Linked DNA regions of Homo sapiens: regions 1 and 2 are each linked to region 3. A link is a loop called in an ENCODE intact Hi-C map of the cell type or tissue named here. Cell type or tissue: heart right ventricle. All regions are shown on one strand. Each heading gives the region's core, and the rest is flanking DNA. Links, peaks and the distances in the headings are about the cores only.

The links. A loop is a pair of places that touch in the nucleus more often than their neighbours do. Peaks named below come from ENCODE experiments on the same cell type or tissue, not always from the same donor. Only the 100,000 strongest peaks of a DNase experiment are listed, where the experiment ranks them.
Region 1: it touches region 3 in a loop (2.1-fold over the local background); 10 of 110 quality-filtered maps call a loop at or near these places.
Region 2: a loop joins it to region 3, with 3 times the contacts of the local background. A loop is called at or near these places in 20 of 110 quality-filtered maps.

Annotation. Positions count from the first base shown.
Region 1 is chr9:134,893,349-134,899,579 of GRCh38, forward strand. No RefSeq gene overlaps it. Among named protein-coding and RNA genes, the nearest start is that of FCN2, 16 kb to the left of the region's middle. In heart right ventricle, for the core only: no CTCF peak of the experiment used is centred there; DNase peaks (open chromatin) are centred at 2,003, 2,873 and 3,323; H3K27ac peaks cover 4,070 bases.
Region 2 is chr9:135,071,850-135,078,080 of GRCh38, forward strand. It overlaps a transcript of OLFM1 not described here. Among named protein-coding and RNA genes, the nearest start is that of OLFM1, 13 kb to the right of the region's middle. In heart right ventricle, for the core only: no CTCF peak of the experiment used is centred there; a DNase peak (open chromatin) is centred at 3,492; H3K4me3 peaks cover 1,645 bases; H3K27me3 peaks cover 2,532 bases.
Region 3 is chr9:134,775,826-134,782,056 of GRCh38, forward strand. COL5A1 (collagen type V alpha 1 chain) reads left to right here. Exons shown (of 66, transcript NM_000093.5): 28 at 4,277-4,321. LOC124902301 (a long non-coding RNA gene) reads right to left here and starts at 55. Exons shown (of 2, transcript XR_007061843.1): 1 at 1-55. RefSeq lists a silencer at 1,750-1,895 and enhancers at 2,408-3,017, 2,572-2,831. In heart right ventricle, for the core only: a CTCF peak has its summit at 3,242 (motif pointing right); a DNase peak (open chromatin) is centred at 3,236.

The sequences.
Region 1 (6,231 bases), core at 848-5,847, 120 kb after region 3:
CTCTCCCAGTAGCCTGTAGTCAGAAAGAGTGGGGTGGCCAACTTGTGCCAGTGAGCCTGGGCCTGCCCAGTTTTAGCACTGAGCATCCATCTCCTGGAAAAGCCCTAGCCACCAGGATGGTCGGTTGTCCTAAGAGGAGTCTCAGTGGCCCCAGTCAGATGCAACAGGTAAAAAATCCCCAAAACCACTGGGCACAGTGGCTCATGCCTGTAATCCCAGCACTTTGGGAGGCCGAGGAGGGTAGATCACAAGGTCAGGAGATCGAGACCATCCTGGCTAACACGGTGAAACCCCGTCTCTACTAAAAAAATACACACAAAAATTAGCTGGGTGTGGTGGCGGGTGCCTGTAGTCCCAGCTACTTGGGAGGCTGAGGCAGAAGAATGGCGTGAACCTGGGAGGTGGAGCTTGCAGTGAGCCGAGATCGCACCACTGCACTCCAGCCTGGGTGACAGAGCAAGACTCCATCTCAAAAAAAAAAAAAAAAAAAATCCCCAAAACACTGCATGCCCTATCCTCAAAGTCAGGAAGACACAGAGTTCAGGACACCTGCCCCACTGACCTTCACCTTCTCTTTTCTTCACTAGAATGACACTAATCACTTAGTGAAGAAAGACTAAGCCAAGCCCTTCTCCCACTACCCCCATGGAACATCTGCTGGGTGCACAGCCCTCTCTGGAGTACAAGGCAGTGAATTCCTGCTCTGAAGGAGCCTGCCCTCTCACCAGGAGAACGAGGCCTTTTCCAATAGCATCAGACAAACGGCCTAAATGGAAGACTCAAAGCAGTGGCTCCAGTGAGTCCTGTCCTGTTTCTTTCTTCCAGGCTCAGCCTGAAGTTCTCCTGAATCCTTATAGGAGCCAGAACTCCCCAGTTACTCTCTCACTGCCTGTCTGACCTGAGAGAGAGTTAGGAGGCGGGACGTGACTCTGGAGGCAGGGATTGGACACTGGATCAGATGAGGACTAGCTGAAACAGGGCCAAGGTGAAAGCAGCTTTCAATAAGACACACCCACCCATGTGCCATGTCAGTTTACCATTGCCCACGGCAACACCCAGAAGTTACCACCCCTTTCCATGGCAATGACTTGATGACCCAGAAGTCACCACTCTTTTCCTAGAAATTTCTGTATAAACCACCTTTAATTTGCATTTAGTTAAAAGTGGGTATAAGTATGTCTGCAGAACTGCCTCTGAGCTGCTGCTCTGGGCACACTGCCTATGGGGAGCCCTGCTCTGCAAGGAGGGTAACTTGGCTACTGCTGTACATGGCCGCTTCAATAGAAGTTGCTGTTTGATGCCACCAGCTCACCCTTAAATTCTTTCCTGGGTGAAGCCAAGAACCCTCCTGGGCTAAGCCCCAATTTGGGGCTCACCTACCCTGCATCAGGTGGATGTCCAGATTTAAGTGCAAATACAGACAATTCACATTCCAATCCATACACAAATGGCAAACCCTTGGGGAAGATGGCTGCATCGTTACCGTACGTGCTCCCATCACTCCAGGAGAATTTCTCATTATTGTTTATAAAAGGCATGCCTTGTGGCATTGAGACAGACATAGTGTTATATGTTCACTAAGCCTGTTTTTCCCCCTCCTGAGGGTACAAGAAGGCTGCTTTTCTAAACCTCTCTTGCAGTTAGATGAGACTATATGATGGAGATTTAGTCAATGGGATGTTCACAGAGATTATGCAGACCCCTTTCTAAACTGGCCCCCCAAACCTTCTGTCCCATGTCCTGGTGAGGAACCCCAAAGCCCTCTGTAAACCTGCATTGCACTGCATGGGCCCTGCATTGCAGCACAAGGGGAAATGATGACACTGTGATCCTGAGGGGTTGTTTGTTATAGCAGCTATTTGTGCTTACACTGACTCATGCAGAGATTGGTACCAGAAGTGCAAGAGCGTGGCAACAGACACCTAAAATCCAAGGCACTGGCCTAGCAGCCACATGGTGGGTGGAGGGCTGCAGAGTTTTGTTTGATGAACATGTTGTCTTCAATAACTTGGAAGGCAGTTCCTTGGAACGTCTCTTCCAGCCCCAGGGGATCGACTTGAAAAACAGAACTTTCAGTGTGTGTTTATTTTTATTGGCTGTCTGACTAGGTGTTACAAGAGAAAGAAGAGTTTAGAAAAGAAATTAGCAAGCAGGAAAAAAAATGGATTAAAGAGACTAGGAATTGGAAATCTCGCAGAGTTGGAAAATGCCTGAACATTGTTAGACTCCAAACAGTACGAGATGAGGTTTTAAAAGCACTAGGGTAAGAAGGATCAATGGAATACGTTGTTTTGAACAGAGTGACTCAAAATTGTAGTAAAGATCCTTCCTGCCCAAGCCTGAAAACTTTAAGAAAGACTTCCTTAAGATGAGAGATACAGGGAGGCATGGGGATAAATTGGCAAAGAAGTGCATCAAATCTGAATGAAATATGAGCCAAATTTCTATCTCAGGAAAGAAGATGCCCAGAAGAAATCTGGTTTTTTAAATCACTGCAGGAGTGATTCTTGTCACCATGTCCTGCCCTGGACTATGACCTGGGCAAGAAACAAACTTGCATTGTGTATCAGCCCTGAGATATTAAGATTGCCTGTTAAAATAGCTGCTGTTTCTTATCTTTACAAAGAGGTGGCCCAGGCGAGGAGAGGAGAAACCTGCATTCTCCTCCTGGTTCAAAAACTTACTCTGGGCTTTGTGCCAAGTTGGCCTCCTACTGATTTCTTTAGCTGCACTTGAGCTACTCAGTTTGGTTTTCATTGCCACTGTGACTCATCAGCCAGAGGCCATATGGGTGGGGGGCAGCCAGTTATCTGATTCCTGCAGCTTTACAGGAGGCTGGAAGCCCACCCGCCCACCCCAAGATGTGGCAGAAGTCCCAGTCGGGAAGCCAGCAGAGCCAAGGACAATCTGGATATGTCCATCTGTCCCAAGGTAGCAAACGGGCCCTCCCAGAGCCCTGTGCCTTCCATGACGGCATGGGTGTTCTACAATTTCATTGGGGTTGAAACATGAATCATCAAATCTGAGAACTGGAAATTAAGGGGCAGCTGCTCTGGGTGATCTTACCACCCAGAACTCAAGTCAGTGCCTCTGTAGCTCCCAGCAGACCCACAGGCACAAGAAGCTCACTACTGGCATGAGCAGCCACCAGATCAGTGTGGCCTGGGATGGTGGTGACTGACATTGGAAGGTCTTCCTCTTGTCAAATGCAGTTCTGCTTCTCCATAAAAGCTAATCTTCAAAGTGGGCCAAGTGACCTGTATGGCGGGAAGTCCAAGGTTGTTTACCCCGTACCGTCGGGAAGGGCCTCTACTGGGCTGATGGCCAAGACATGTGAGTCAAGGACAGAACGCACATCCAAAAACAAAAACAAAACCTGGAGCGGCCATCACGTATCCAGCATGCTTGGCTCTGATGAATGCTTGGCTCGGCTGATACCTACCTGGCTTCCCAGCTCCTGTTTCTCTGGGCTGTGCGAGCCTGGATTCTAATTGAAACCCATTTGCGTTAATTCGTTTATCTCTCTTTTCCCTTCCAGGATTGCTGTCTTCTTTAATATGAGTTTGCTCTGATGAGCCAGAAGATCTCCGGGTTTTGTTCGCTTGCACTAAAACCTTCTACTCGGCTCTCTGAAACTAGCACGCTAGTGGTTCCTCAACCTAACTGTCCGTCGGAGCCACCTGGGGAGGCTCTGAAAAATACAGATTCAGGGGCCCCATCCCAGACTTTTAGAACCAAAATCTCAGTGGGTGATGCCTAGAGCCCTCCCTCTTCTCCGCTGATGAGCTGTGGTAGGAAGTCACACAGCAGCACATCAAACAGAGATGACAAGTCAGCCTGCCTCCCACTCCATCTCCAGCCTTCTGTGGGCCATGTGTCCCCAGGCCCCCCACCCATCCCTCAGAATAAAGGTGAGAGAGATCCAAATCAAAAGCAAGTTGAAATGTTTTTAAAACATGCAATAAGGATCAAATTAATTACAGTGAATATTTACATGCCTTAGATAGATTGTTTTATGGGGATGTGGTATTATGACTTGAATCTGTTTCATAAGTGTCACTTATGACACTACGTGAACTTAAAGAAAAGCTTGTACCCTTTGAATCAATAAGCTTACCAGAGAACTTACTCTTGGAAAAAAAATGCAACGTAAGAGAAAAAAGCGTGTACATAAACGTGTTAATTACTGGCTAGGATATCAGTATTCAACGATAAGAGGAAACACTGGATAGATTATAAGTGTTCAACAATAAGAGGATGTCCATTTCCTCCAGTGAGTATTAAATGGCCATTTAAAAAAATGCTCAATGTGCAAGCTCTAGTGACCTGGAAACCTAAGTGTAAAATTAGATCATAGAACTGGAAGTGCCGACTTCTACTTCCAGTAATAATGGGTTAGAAAACAAGGCCAAACTTCCTTCTGAAATCAAAAAAGCTGGGCAAATTTCAGAGATACTCTTCTTAAGCACTAAAGATGATCAGAGTAATGAGGAATTACCAGAATAAGATTCGGCAGAAATAGAAACTCAGAGTGGAGTATCTGTGAGTATCTTTGTCTGGGGTCATTCACCAATCAGAGAGAAGCTTTCAAGTCTGTGTGGGAGTTTTGTCAACTCAGCAGGCTGAAGGGGACCAGGGTACATGTTTAGAGCCTGCCAAGAATGGAGTTTCAGGTTAAGGAACCTGCACTTTAGCCTGACAACTATGTACATGTGCATCCCAGAGGTAAGGATCACCTGCAAGTAAACCAGCTCTCCCCCAAAATTGCAAACTGATTTTAAGTCATATGGGTGCACAGACCATCTCTGGCAATGGCACTGGTTATTAACTTCCAGAACATGCCTGGAGAAGCAAATGAAACCTGTGTTGGAGGAAGACAAAGTATTGCTAGGTTTCAAGTGATCTACATCAACACTTAAAAAACAAAGTTCATAATTTCTATAGCAGTCAAGGTGGCTGTGTTAGTATTCTACTCATGCACAGCAAATTACCACAAACGGCACCCATTTATTAACTCACAGTTCTATGGATCAGGGGTCTGAGTGGGCTCAGCAAGCAAGGTCCTCTGGTTAGAGTCTCACAAAGCTGAAGTCAAGGTGTAAGCCAAGCCTTATGCTCAGCTGGAGATTTGGGGGAGAAGCAGCTTCCAGGGCCATTCAGGTTGTTGTCAGAATCCAGTTCCGTGTGGTTTTAGGAGTAAGGTTCCCATTTTCTTGCTGGCTGTCAGCTGGGAGCTGCTGTCAGCTATTGGAGGCCACTCTCAGGTTCTTTCTAAATGAACCTCCATCTTCAAAGCTTGCAAAAGTGTGTCAAATCACCCTCATGCTGCAAATCTGTCTGACTCCTCTTTTGCTACCTGCCAGAGAAAACTCTCTGCATTTAAAGGACTGTCATGATTAGATTAGGCCCACCCTGATAATCCCTTTTTTAATTAACTCAATGTCAGCTAATTAGCCATCTTAATAGCATCTCAAAATCGCTTTTGTAATGTAACATAACATGATCACTGGCATGATAGCCTGTATTTATAGCACTGGGAATTAGAGCAGAAAATCTTTGGGGTTGAGTTGCATTTTTGAATGATGCTTCCCACAATGGAGTGAGCCCACTGCAGCACGTCAGACATTGAACAAAACACAAATACCTGATGATTTGAAAAGTAACAAAGACAGATTGGAGAGAGAACACAACATTTGTGTAAATAACCTACACAGGGAAAGCGAAACAGAAGTTGCAATCTAAACTTAATTAGGTGCACTGCCTGCTGAAACAACAACAAAGTCAACATTTTCCCAGAAGATGTTTAAAGAATCTCATAACATAATATTCAAAATGTCCTGGCTACATCCAAAATTGCACAAGGGATGTAAAGAACCAGGAAAACATAGACAATTCTGAAGGAAAAAGGCAATCGACATTCACTAATCCTGATATGACCAAGTGCTAGAAGTATTGAAGACTTTAAGGCAGCTATTATAATCATGCTGTAAGGAGTAAGTGCTAACACTCCTGAAGTTAATGGAAAGCTAGACAGTCTCATCAAAGAACTAGAAGCTACAAAATAAATCACATGAAAACTTTAGAACTGAAAAATGTAACAATAGAAATAGCATTTCCCTAGATAGAATCAATACAAGAATGGAGATAACGGAAGAGCCAGTGAACTTGAAGACAGGTCAATAAAAGTCTTCCATTTTGAACAATGGAGAGAAAACGCATTGGGAAAAATAG
Region 2 (6,231 bases), core at 758-5,757, 300 kb after region 3:
ACAGGTGGTGGCTCATGCCTGTAATCCCAGCACTTTGGGAGGCCGAGGCGGGCGGATCACGAGGTCAGGAGATCGAGACCATCCTGGCTAACATGGCGAAACCCCGTCTCTACTAAAAATACAAAAAATTAGCTGGGCGTGGTGGCGGGCGCCTGTAGTCCCAACTACTCGGGGGGCTGAGGCTGGAGAATGGCATGAACCTGGGAGGCGGAGCTTGCAGTGAGCTGAGATCGATCCACTGCACTCCAGCCTGGGCGACAGAGCGAGACTCCGTCTCAAAAAAAAAAAAAAAAAAAAAAATATATATATATATATGTTTTACATACCATACAATTCACTCACTTAAGGTGTACAATTCAATGGTTTTGGTATATTATATTACTATATTTTTAAAACTGTGGTTACATATGCATAACATAAAATTTACCATTTTACCCATGAAGTGCACAAGTTTGTGGCACTGATGACATTCACCATATTGTGCCACCGTCACCACTGTCGACTTCCAAAACTTTGTCATTATTCCAGGCTTAAACTTGTACCCACTCACCAATCATGTCCCAACCTCCTTCCCCTTAGCCCCTGGTAACCACTAATCTACTTCCCAGCTCTGTGAATGTGACTACTCTAGGGACCCCATAAAAGCAGAATCCTGCAGTACTTGTCCGTCAGTGACCGGCTTATTTTGCTGAGGATAATGTCTTCAAGCTTCATCTGTGTTGTAGCATGTGTTGGAATTTCCCTTCTCTTCATCGCTGGTAACAGTTCATTGGATGGAGCACATCTGTCTGTTGATGCATCTGTTGATGGACACAGGGGTTGTTCCCACTTTTTTGTTTGTTTGCTTATTTGTTTTATTAAGATGGTGTCTCGTTCTGTCCCCCAGGCTGGAGTGCAATGGCGTGATCTCGGCTCACTGCAACCTCCGCCTCCCTGGTTCAAGCGATTCTCCTGCCTCAGCCTCCTGACTAGGCGGGACTACAGGTGCCCATCACCACACCTGGCTAATTTTCGTATTTTTAGTAGATACTGGGTTTCACCATGTTGGCCTGGCTGGTCTCAAAGTACTGACCTCAGGTGATCCACCCGCCTCGGCCTCCCAAAGTGCTGGGATTACAAGCGTGAGACACCACGCCCTGTCTGTTCCCACTTTTTGGCTGTTATGAATAATGCTGCCATGAACGTAGGCGTGTACATATCCGCTCCAGTCCCTGCTTTCTCTTCCCTTGGGTGTGTACTCAGAAGTGGAATTGCTGGGTCACCTGGTGTGTAACTTTAAAAATAAAAACCATCCTTGCTAAAATTGGATCTGAGGCCTCAGTCCACTCAAGGAAATCAATGCAGCCTTCCTCCCCAGCCCACAGGAACAAAACCCCAAAGACGGGGGTCGCACTCCAGCTCTATGGCCATGTCACAGGTCTCCCAGAGCCCAGACATTTATTAGCGGCCACTTGGAGCATCAATGTGAAGGCTGAAGGAGAAACTTGGGTCGAGGCCTGGGGTGCTGCGCGTGCCCCATGCACGTAGAGTTCTTAAGCATATAGAGTGTGTTTATTCCTGCACTGGATCTCCTCAGTAGCCCCGAGACCTGCAGTATATGGACCATTCATTCCCATTCGACAGATGTGGGGACTGAGGCTCAGACAGCCACTACCCGGAGATCCCTTCAGCTCCAAACACAGGGTCCACTCCGGCCCCTGGCTGCCTCTCTCAACGATCCCCAAGGGGCTTACAAACAGCTTTCCTCCATTCTAGGACAACAAAGACACTGGGGGTAGTAACATGAGGGGGGCAGAGAGAAAAGAAGCCTCCACAGCTGCACCCCCCCCCCAATTTCTTCCCAGCACCATCTCCTCACAGAGTCTTGGGGGCCACCCTGCCTCAGGGGCCGTGGCATATCACCAGGAATGCCACTGCTTAAACTCGTCTGAGGCTGGGAAGCCCACCCAGACCAACAGGCGGGCCCTCTGGCTTCCCTGGAGGGAGCTCTGTCCCCAGCACTCAGAGAACAGAGTCCCCACAGCAAAGGCCCTCAGGGTGCAACGGCCGTGTCGGAGGGCCCCTTCCCATCTTCTCTTCTTCAGCACATGTGCCCAGCTCCTGCACCCAATGCCCAGGGGATGCCTCCCAGATGCCAGCAGCATGGTGACAGGGGCAGGAGGTGGCATTGTCCTTGTTCTGGATATCCCTGGGTGACCCCGGTACGTGACTCCCCTGAACTCCAGCGGCCTCATCTGTGACACAGGGGGCCGGGCCACATCATCCTGGGCAGTGCTGCTCTCTGCAATTATTGAGTCTGGAGTCTCTTCTTGTCAGAGATTCTCTTTAGGGAGTTTATTTTCCATAGACTAAAGACTAAACAATAGAGAACAGAGAGAGGCTTCTAGATACCTACTGCAACCTTAGCTTCTCAGAAAATACAGGTGCTTGGGACTCTTCCACAAAATCAGGAATTTAAATGGAAAACGTGGGCCCCAAGACAGCTCCTTTAGTCAACGGGTCTGAGTACACATTAAAGGAGGGTGGAGGGAGAGGGGACATAGAGAGGGAGGAAAGGGGAGGAGGGCACCAGGAAGGGCGGAGCCAAGGGAGTCCTGGGGGTGGATACGCACCTGCCTGTAAGGGGCCCTGTGGTCCTGGCACGTGCCTATAAGAGGCCCTGTCATCGTGTGTTAGGTTGTGACACAGCTCTGCCCTCCCCAGGTGCCTTTTCTGAACCAGGAACCTAAGAGGAGCTCTCCCACCAGGGCCAGGGAAGGAGGGCACCAGGACGGGCAGAGCCAAGGGGGTTCTGGAAGTCCCCGGCCCTGGTGGGAGAGCTCCTCTCTTAGGTTCCTGGTTCAGAAAAGGCACCTGGGGAGGGCAGAGCTGTGTCACAACCTAACACACGATGACAGGGCCCCTTACAGGCACGTCGTATCCACCCCCAGGAGCACACAGACAGACTCTCGTCCACATGCCCTGTCTGGGGACAGGAGCCCAGCACCCAATGCTTGTTCCTGCTTCCACCCCTTTGCTGACCTCCCCACTCATCAGGGCTGCGTGCCAGGTGACCAGGGTTCTAACCCTGGCTTCCTCCCTGACCCCTCCTCCTGGAAACATCCTTCCTGACCCAGCCTCAGTTTACCTCATTGAAGGGTGAATTTTAAGGACCCATTCAGCTTTTATCTCCTGTCACTCCATAGACATCAAGACTTAACATCCCATCCCTCCCACTCCCAGCTGTCATTCCCCCCCCCCAATCTTCGGCCCACTCCCTGTCCAGGGGCCCAGGTCCCCAGCGCGGGCAACCCCTCTGTCCCCATTCCCGGGACCTGGAGCCCGCGAGGGCTCAGGCCGGCCAGGATGGAGTTCTCTATCCCAGTTCAATTTCCCCCGCCTTTTTGATGTCACATCCTGTCCCAGCCTGCTTCCCCGCCGGCCGCCGCCCTCCTCCCCGGGAGAGAGCGAGGCGCGCGGGTCCCTCTGCGCCACCCCCGCCCCCGCCCCTTCCGAGCAAACTTTTGGCACCCACCGCAGCCCAGCGCGCGTTCGTGCTCCGCAGGGCGCGCCTCTCTCCGCCAATGCCAGGCGCGCGGGGGAGCCATTAGGAGGCGAGGAGAGAGGAGGGCGCAGCTCCCGCCCAGCCCAGCCCTGCCCAGCCCTGCCCGGAGGCAGACGCGCCGGAACCGGGACGCGATAAATATGCAGAGCGGAGGCTTCGCGCAGCAGAGCCCGCGCGCCGCCCGCTCCGGGTGCTGAATCCAGGCGTGGGGACACGAGCCAGGCGCCGCCGCCGGAGCCAGCGGAGCCGGGGCCAGAGCCGGAGCGCGTCCGCGTCCACGCAGCCGCCGGCCGGCCAGCACCCAGGGCCCTGCATGCCAGGTCGTTGGAGGTGGCAGCGAGACATGCACCCGGCCCGGAAGCTCCTCAGCCTCCTCTTCCTCATCCTGATGGGCACTGAACTCACTCAAGTACGTGCATCCAACGCCATTTTCCTCCCTGCCAGGCGCCCGGCCCGGCCCCTCGGGAGCCCCACAAAGTCCGGGAACGGCTCTGGCTCCGCGCCGCCCCGCGCCCCCGGCCTGGGCGCCCGAAGTGCCGGGGTTGGGGAGGGGGCCAGGGCGCTAGGCTGGACCTGGGTGGGAGGGAGGGGTGCAGGCTGACCGGAGACGGCGCTCCTCCAGCCCCGGCTCAGCAGAGCTGACAGCTGCCCCCTTTTTCCTAGGACTCCGCTGCCCCCGACTCCCTGCTGAGAAGTTCAAAGGGCAGCACGAGGGGGTCTTTGGCTGCTATTGTCATCTGGAGGGGGAAGAGTGAGAGCCGGATAGCCAAGACCCCAGGCATTTTCAGAGGTGGCGGGACCTTAGTCCTACCCCCAACACACACCCCTGAGTGGCTCATCCTCCCTTTGGGCATAACGCTGCCCTTGGGGGCTCCAGAAACAGGCGGTGGGGATTGTGCCGCTGAGACCTGGAAGGGCAGCCAGCGTGCCGGCCAGCTGTGTGCATTGCTGGCTTAATATGCAGGGCTTGGGGGGCTGTGGCCACATGCCCGGCAGGAGGTGAGTGAGGAGCCCTGTGGCGTGCTGGTGTGGGGATCGTGGGCATTTCAAACGGGCTTGTCGTACCCTGAACAATGTATCAATAGAGAAAGGTCTCTGCTTGGTATTCTCCATTTTAAAGATGCATATTGGAGCTGGCAGGTCTTGGGGGAGGAGAAGGGCTGTCTGTGAGCGCCGAACTGGGAGGGTTGCTTTGGCACTATGGTGCTCGGAAGAGCCTGCCAGCCGAGGGAGCCGGGCTGCTTGGGAGTGACATTAAAATGCCCTTTCAATGATGCCACTGTGCCACGCTCTGAACTGGGAGACTCTGGCCCTTTGGAGTTGCAAGTCCAGGAAGTGATGGGCAGCCAGTACCTTGGCCCCAAGCCCCAGCTGCCCCTGACCCTTCTTTCCTTCCTCCCTTCCTCCATCTCCCTCAGAATAAAAGAGAAAACAAAGCAGAGAAGATGGGAGGGCCAGAGAGCGAGAGGAAGACCACAGGAGAGAAGACACTGAACGAGCTTCCCTTGTTTTGCCTGGAAGCCCACGCTGGCTCCCTGGCTCTGCCCAGGATGTGCAGTCCAAATCCCAATCCAGCAGTGGGGTTATGTCGTCCCGCTTACCCTCAGAGCCCTTCTCCTGGTGCTGCCCAGACGATCAGCCAGTCCCTCCTGGAGAGGTTCTGCATGGCCTCTAGGAGAGGTTTTCTTGGCCCCAGGAAGGCCTGGTGGAGGGTGGTGGTTGTGCACTGTTGCTGGACAGATGCATTCATTCATGTGCACACACACACACACACATGCACACACAGGGGAGCAGATACCTGCAGAGAAGAGCCAACCAGGTCCTGATTAGTGGCAAGCTGCCCCACAAAGGGCTATGCCTGTGTCTTATTGAGACACCTTGGCAAAGAGATGGCTGATTCTGGGTGGTCCTGGACATGGCCGCACCCAAGGGCCCTCCAAGCCTTAATGGCACCCTGAAGCCTCCATGCCCAGGCCAAAAGATGCTTTTCCTCCCTAAGTTCTCCTCTTTGTGTCTTTTTAAAGATTCCCTGTTCTGGGGAGAAACTTTTGGTTCAACTTCAATTAGAAGCCTTGTCTCAGTGGTGAAAGTATTTGTCCATCCACACGAAGGGTGCTGGACATCCGAACCCCAGCCAGCCCCTGGTCACACCCCTGCATCCTCACACCTTAGAGTCAGGGCCCAGCCAGCCACCTTCAGGACCCTGGTCAGCTCCGCCAGCCCACAGCCTCCGCGGGTCAGGAAGGGAAATGCTGCTGTTTTCTTTGCTGGCCTGGCATGTTCCTCTCTCTGAAGCTGAACCACAGGCTGTCTCAGGGGAATGTGTCCCTTGACTCAGCCAGGAGGCACCTCCCACCCTCATGGTACAGCTCCACCTTCCCCAGGCTGGCTTCTGATAATTGTGCTTTCGGAATCTTGCATTGGAGGCCAGTTATCCTAATGTGTTGGGATTTTGGAAAAAAGCCTCAGCAGGTGAAATCACGTCAACGTTTCTGAGTCTCTGAAGGGGGCAGAGAGTGGCTGGCTCAGCACCAGCACCCGAGAGCCTGGCTACCCTAGTCCCCACCTGGGTGGGCCCCACTGGGGTTATGCCAGGTGACTTTCATCTTTGACCTCTAAGATGGCATCTGGGGTCGGGAATGGGTGTGGGGGCAGGACCAGCCTGCTCTGATTCCAAGAGCTACTGG
Region 3 (6,231 bases), core at 701-5,700:
TCCCTGGTCTGAAGGGCTTTATGCTTTTCAAACATTGTTGCACATCAGAAGTGTGTGGCCGCCCTGGGGCATGGAGGCCAACTGGAAACTGTCGTCTGCTCCGAATCAACCCTCCTGACTCTGGCTGGTCACCCCTCACCTGCTCTGAGAGCCCAAGACATCAGTTTTCAGTGACATGCCCCAGATTACACTAAAATCGAGGCTGCTGTCAGAAATCAAACCAGGTTCCAAATCAAGTGCCCCACCCTTGTCCCCCGGAGGCCCCGACTTCCATTTCCCAGGAATGAGGACCTTCCAAGTTCACGAGGTATTGAAGAGAGACCTCCCAACGGTTGGGAGCCTTAGGCGAGTCAGGTTTTTCCCTAAAGCCAGCTTCTACCAGCAAAATGCCTAGCGAATTTTATAAGGGTGATAATTTAGTAGAAATGCTGATTATGTGAGTTCTATAGCATGTTTATTTTACAAATTCCTGTCGCATAGCAGAAGCCTCTGCCAACTCCCATACATGGCTAATTGCATAACGCTGCTTCTGTGAGCTAAAAAGGTGTTTGCTTTAAAATGTTTATGGAGAATGCTCTTATCTTGCCTATCTGATTAAAATTCATTCATGACATGAGCAATCCAGTTAGACTTGGAAGCAGAGGGTGGAAGGAAAACCGAGGTTTAAAATTATTTTCATCGGGGAAAAAGTTTCTCATACTCCTGTGCATTTGGAAATGTGAGTGGTGTCGGCGCCTCACGAGTTTGGCCCGGGTGGCAGTGATGGTGGCAGGGCGTGGGATTGCGTGGGCCGAGCTGCCGCCATTTGAGGTGAATAGTCCTTGGTGAGAGGGGGCCCGTTATTTTCCACCAAAGCCCTACCTTCTTCCCAGGAAAAGGTTCTTAGTCCAGTGGGGCTGCTATAACCAAAAGACCCTAAAATGGGTGGCTTGTAAACAACAGGGAATTATTTCTCACAGTCCTGGAGGCTGGGAATTCCAAGATCACAGCACCAGCAGATGCAGTGTCTGCGGAAGGCTGCTGTCTAGTTCCTTGATGGTCCCGTCTCACTGTGTCCACACATAGCAGAAGAGGGGGGACGAGCACCCTGGGGCCTCTGGTAAAGGCATAATCCTAATCACAGGGGCTCCACCCTGTGACCCAGTCAGTCACCTCCCCACAGCCCCACCTCCTAGTTCCATTGCCTCAGGTATTGGGGTTCACCATATGAGTTTTTGGTGGACACAGACATTCAGGCCACAGCAGGCTCGTGTTCCTTTGAGTTCACTGACCTTTAGCCCACCTCCAGGCTTCCCTCTGCCTTGCACGTCTGAAGGGGCACCTGTTTAAGCTTGACTGTCAGCAGAGTCAAATCCACCCCTCGTTTAGCCCCCAGCTGCTAGGGGGTTGCCAGGAGGCCCCAAATATGAGTTCACATCCAGGCCTTGGGCGAAAGCCTGTCCCTCTCTGGGCTGTGCGCACATCTGGTCCCAGCCGTGCTGCAGCTCCTGAGTGCTCCTTCCCGGGGCGGCTGGCCGGCCGAGTCACGGATGCCCCAATCCAGCCCTTCCCAGCCAGGGCCACTTCCTGCATGACTGGGGAGTGCCCTCTAATGGGAGGTGCTGCTCACCCCACCACGGACACAGCAGCCCCAATGTCAACAGCCCCGTGGCCAAGAAGCCCTGGGAAGTGCTGGTTCTGTCTAGTTGGTCCCATTCCTCCTACGGGGATCCTGAAACGGTAGAACTGTAGGACCGGGAGGGGTCTCAGGAGGCTGCGGCTGGTTCTGTCTAGTTGGTCCCATTCCTCCGATGGGGATCCTCAAACGGTAGAACTGTAGGACCGAGAGGGGTCTCAGGAGGCTGCGGTCCTACCTGCCTGCTCTCAGCAGGGCATGGGCAGGGAGGGAGCAGCAGCGTCCCCCAGCCTGCCCAGCCAGAGGGAGGAGAGCTGGTGCCAATGCCCCCGGGTGCTGTGCCAGGGAGTTTAGTGCTCCTGGGAAATAATGCCAGCCACACAAACCCAGTCCCCCAGGACTCAGGGCAGGGAGGGGCAGCTGGACATCACCTTGCATTCAGGATCAGACGCTGCTGAGCAGGCTCAACCCTGATTGTATTCTCAGCCACACCTGCGATTTTCCTGTGCGTTTCAGAGGAAATAAGCAGAATCCAAAGTTGCTCTTCTATTTTGCAAGTATGGTGAGGACTCAAAACTGCCCTAAGAAAAGAAAGTAGCTCATCTCCTAAAAAGCCCTTCTTGGTGGGGTTCTGGGGCTGTTGTCTCTGAGGCGATGCCACGCCGTGGTGAGACGGCAGGTGGTTTTCTGGGGCCCCCAGCTCTGTGTCAGCCAGCGTGGCCCTACCTGTTCTCTTTTCAAAACTCTGGGGGCTTCCAGCCAGGATTGCTTTGGAAGAAGGCATCTGCTAGGAAAAAAACACCACCAAGTGCTTAGAAACCACTCGCCTCTCAGCAGCTGGCCCAGCTGAGTCACTTCTCACCTTCCTGGGCTGCCCGGGCCCACAGGTGCTGCCAAGCGCGTGCTGTGCTCAGTGGGGGCAGTGGCCTGCAGCAGGCTGTTCTGAGCCTCCTCGCGGCTTGGCTGGTCGTTCCCACTCAGCCCTGGAATACGCAAGCTGTGTTTGTCCGGCGCTTCCTCTCCATCTTGAGGTCCATGTCCCATCTCAGGCTGGGGTAGAGACTAGCGTAGGAGAGGCTTGTTTGGAGTCGGCCTCCCTGCTTGGGCCAGTGCTGTTTCTGAGCTGTGCCCTGTCCCCCCAAGGCGCTCCATGCTGGCCCACATTAGTGTGCCAAGTGCCAGGCCAGACGAACCAGAGCTGCTCCGAGCCCACCTTGCCCTCCCGGCTGCCTCCGCCCTGTGCTGGGCGTAGAGGGAGGTGTCCCAGGCCTCTCCACTAGTGGTGGCGGCCAGGTGTGAAGCAGACATGACTTCAGCAATGGTGCCTGCAGGTGTAGTGGCAGAACTCTTGCTTGTCTCCGGTGCTCCAAATCCTCCAGTGATTATGGTTCAGGGCAACCACGCCGCTGCCCTGTCTGCGTGGCTGGAAGTGCCTTGCAGCTGGCACTGGAGTGGAAGGCGTTTCTGCAGTTACATCCGCAGCTCCTTGGCAGAGCCAGGGCACGCAGCCCAAGGCCAGCCACCTCTGCAGAAAGGAGCTCCTCCGTGTCTCCATCCCTTCCCAGAGCCCCTCCCTCTCCAGGACCTGGGGAAAGGCCAGAACTGCCAAGTATGTGGGAAGTTCTGACCACCAGAGGGCAGCCGGCAGGCCCTGCGTCCTCCAGTGCTCTGTGGCCCCGGCTTCAGCCTCAGCCTGGAATCCCGGTGCCGGGGGCAGTGTGGCTTCTCTCTCTCTCTCAAGTCCCACGGGCAGGTGGCCTGAGGTAGCCCGAGGTAGTCTCTCTAGCTAAAAGTCACCCTGCTGGGAGGGCTGAAGTCAAAGACATTAACAGCAAGGGTGTGGCTGCGTAATTCCACCCCACAGATTTACCTCCACTGCCCCAGGCGCTTGGCACAGTGAGAGTGTCAGAGAAATAGTCCTGGGCCCCGTCCCAGAAACTCCTGTTCAGCAGGGAGGTGGGATGGTGTGTCCTGAACTCATGACAACTGCAATAAATATGTTATCATCATTCATTAGTAATATCACAGTATCATCTCTTCATGTTAACACGGAGTTGAAATACATGGCACTGGGCTTCTGTTTATTGACACCTGCTGTGTGCTGGGTGCTAGGTGCTGTTCTGAGAGCTTAGCAGGCATTTCCCTCCCAACAGTGGTAACGAGGTAAGGGTTGTCGTCCTCTCCACTTCCCAAATGAGGAAACTGAGGCACGCAGGAGTCTGGGGCATTGTCAGAGGCCATGGAGGGGGAGCTGGGACCTAATCAAGTCTGCCTTAGACCTCACCTCCTGCTTCCTCCCCAAACCTCTGAAAGGTGGGGGTGTTTCTAGAAGATGATGCTATAATGGGAAGCAGGAGGGGTGTGTTGGCTGCCGGGTGTGGGCCCTTGGAAGGGCGGGTCCAGAGCTTGGGCTGGAAGGTGGGGGATGGGTTTGGGTCTTTGCATGAAGAACAGGAGTCAGTGGAGTCAGCCCAGGAATTGTGGACACGCTGGGCCTCCTGAGGCCACAGGGGGACATATGGGAGGAAGTGTGTTGAGGGCAGGGCGCTGGCCTCATCTGTCAGCTTCAGCGAGCTCAGCCTGTCTTGACACGCCTGCGACAGCTCTAGAAAGGCTGAGACTTGTAACCATTCACTCCTTTTTCTTTTCCCACCCGCACAGGGGGCCGATGGCATCCGTGGTCTGAAGGGCACAAAGGGCGAGAAGGTAAGTCTCTCCTTGCAGCCACGGGGCCCCCTGCTTAGTCCGGAGCCGAATTCCAGCCAGCGGGGCCCTCCCACAATGCTTCTTCCATGAAACCAGCTGAGGTGGATGTCGCCTCTGAGTACTGAGGGGGATGGATGCCACTCTGTGGAAAGTGTCTCTGTTTGCAGACGGAAGAAGAGTAAGTTGAGGATAGGCCCTCGGGTCCCCAGGGGCACATCTCCTAGCAGAGCTGAGTGGGTCCAGGGTTTGTGTCTCTGCACAAGGAGAAGGCCTTGGCCCCAGAGACAACACACGGCCCCCCACGTGCCTGCAGGGGCCAGTGGACACCTGTCACCCTCCCCACTCCCAGGTGGGCCGCCTTGCATGGCCGCTGGCACGAGGGTCCACTTAGTTGTTAGATGTTCATCCCTGGGCAGCCCAAGCTGCAGAAACTCACAGTGTGCAGCAGAGCCAGGCAGGGAGGGAGAGAGGCCGTGCCATTGGCCATGGTCCGTGGGGGCAGGTCAGGCCTAAGCAGATCACTGTGGTGAAGACAAAGCTAAACTACACCCCCATGCATGCCTGCCAGAGTCAGAAGCTTGGGTGCAGCCTGCAGCGGCGACAGCCTGAGCCACATGGAGCTGCGTGGCCGGCCACCTTTCTCTTCTCACTGTGGTGGAAGGAAGCTCAGAGCCAAATCCAAGGCCCAGTTATGACACAGATTTAGGCCTCAGGGGCGGCCTCACCGTGCCACCCTCCCCACCGTGGCCTCACGCTCTGTTGTGGGTTCGCCCTGCCATGCCGTGTAGCCATGCAATACTTGCTTTCCGTAAGGCATGTTGGTCCCCTTTGCTGGGCAGACTCTGGGCTCTCCCCTGGCCACGGCGGCCTGCGGGGCTGGAGTGCGGGTGCTGGCGTGATGGTCCACGTGCCGAGACTCCTTATTTGCTACCTGTCGAAGATGTCGCTTGGATCCTTTCTTGTGAAATCTGCCGGCCTTAAAGCCATTCCCGAGGGGACGCATTGAGTGGCCACAACTGGATCAGAAATGATGTGGCAGCAGGAACGCTCTTGTTCCACGGAGTTTGTTGAGCGTGCTGGTCCCTGGTTTCTGTTCTTAGTGTCTGCCCTTGTGGGAGGACCGGCCAGGAGGCCTGAGCCTGTGCCATCTCGGCTCCTTCCCAAGGGCATCCGCACAGCGGAATCCTAAGTCCTCATCCGGGAAAGCTGAGCAGTTTGGCCTCTCCAAGAGCACTGCTTTCTACGTGGAGCCCGTCGGGGCTTCGGAACACGAGGGCCTTACGAACACAGGGTCCCCATCCCAGAATTCCATCCCGTTGGTCCCCGGGAGGCTCCCTCACCTGAGGACCTTTCATCCTTTCCAAGGTGGCTTCACAGAGTCCAGCTTTGCCGCTTGATCTTGTCACGTTTGTCCCTAGCCAGAGACAGGGCTGCCTGAGATGATACTGATTGGGCTGTGCAGGGGATGCCTTCTTGCCAGGAGAGCTCCCGCACTGTTCCCGAGGGCCACGCAGGCAGCCCGACATGGTCTGGGGAAGGAGTGGGGCAGTGCCAAGGGACCGTCTTTGTGGACTTCTGCATTATTTGTGGCCGCTGCTCAGCTTCCAGCACTATGTGAACACTGTGAACAAGTGCCTTGAGGCCCTGGGAGCCCCGGGAGCTGGCGCTGGCTGGAAAGGGCTGGATTCTCACTGCACAGAAAGCTGCCTCCCTTGCGTGTGCCCCCAGCCGGGCCTTGAATGTTTACGACCGGCTGAGTCCCCAGATCCTGTCCTTTCACTCTTTTTGGATCAAGATGTAGCCCCTGAATAATGACAGGAAAAGCCCAGCCAAGGGTCCCCTCTCTGGGAGCCACCCGTGCCCTCTGCTGAAGGATCTGAGGGCTTTTGCCCTGCGGTTTCCGGGATGGG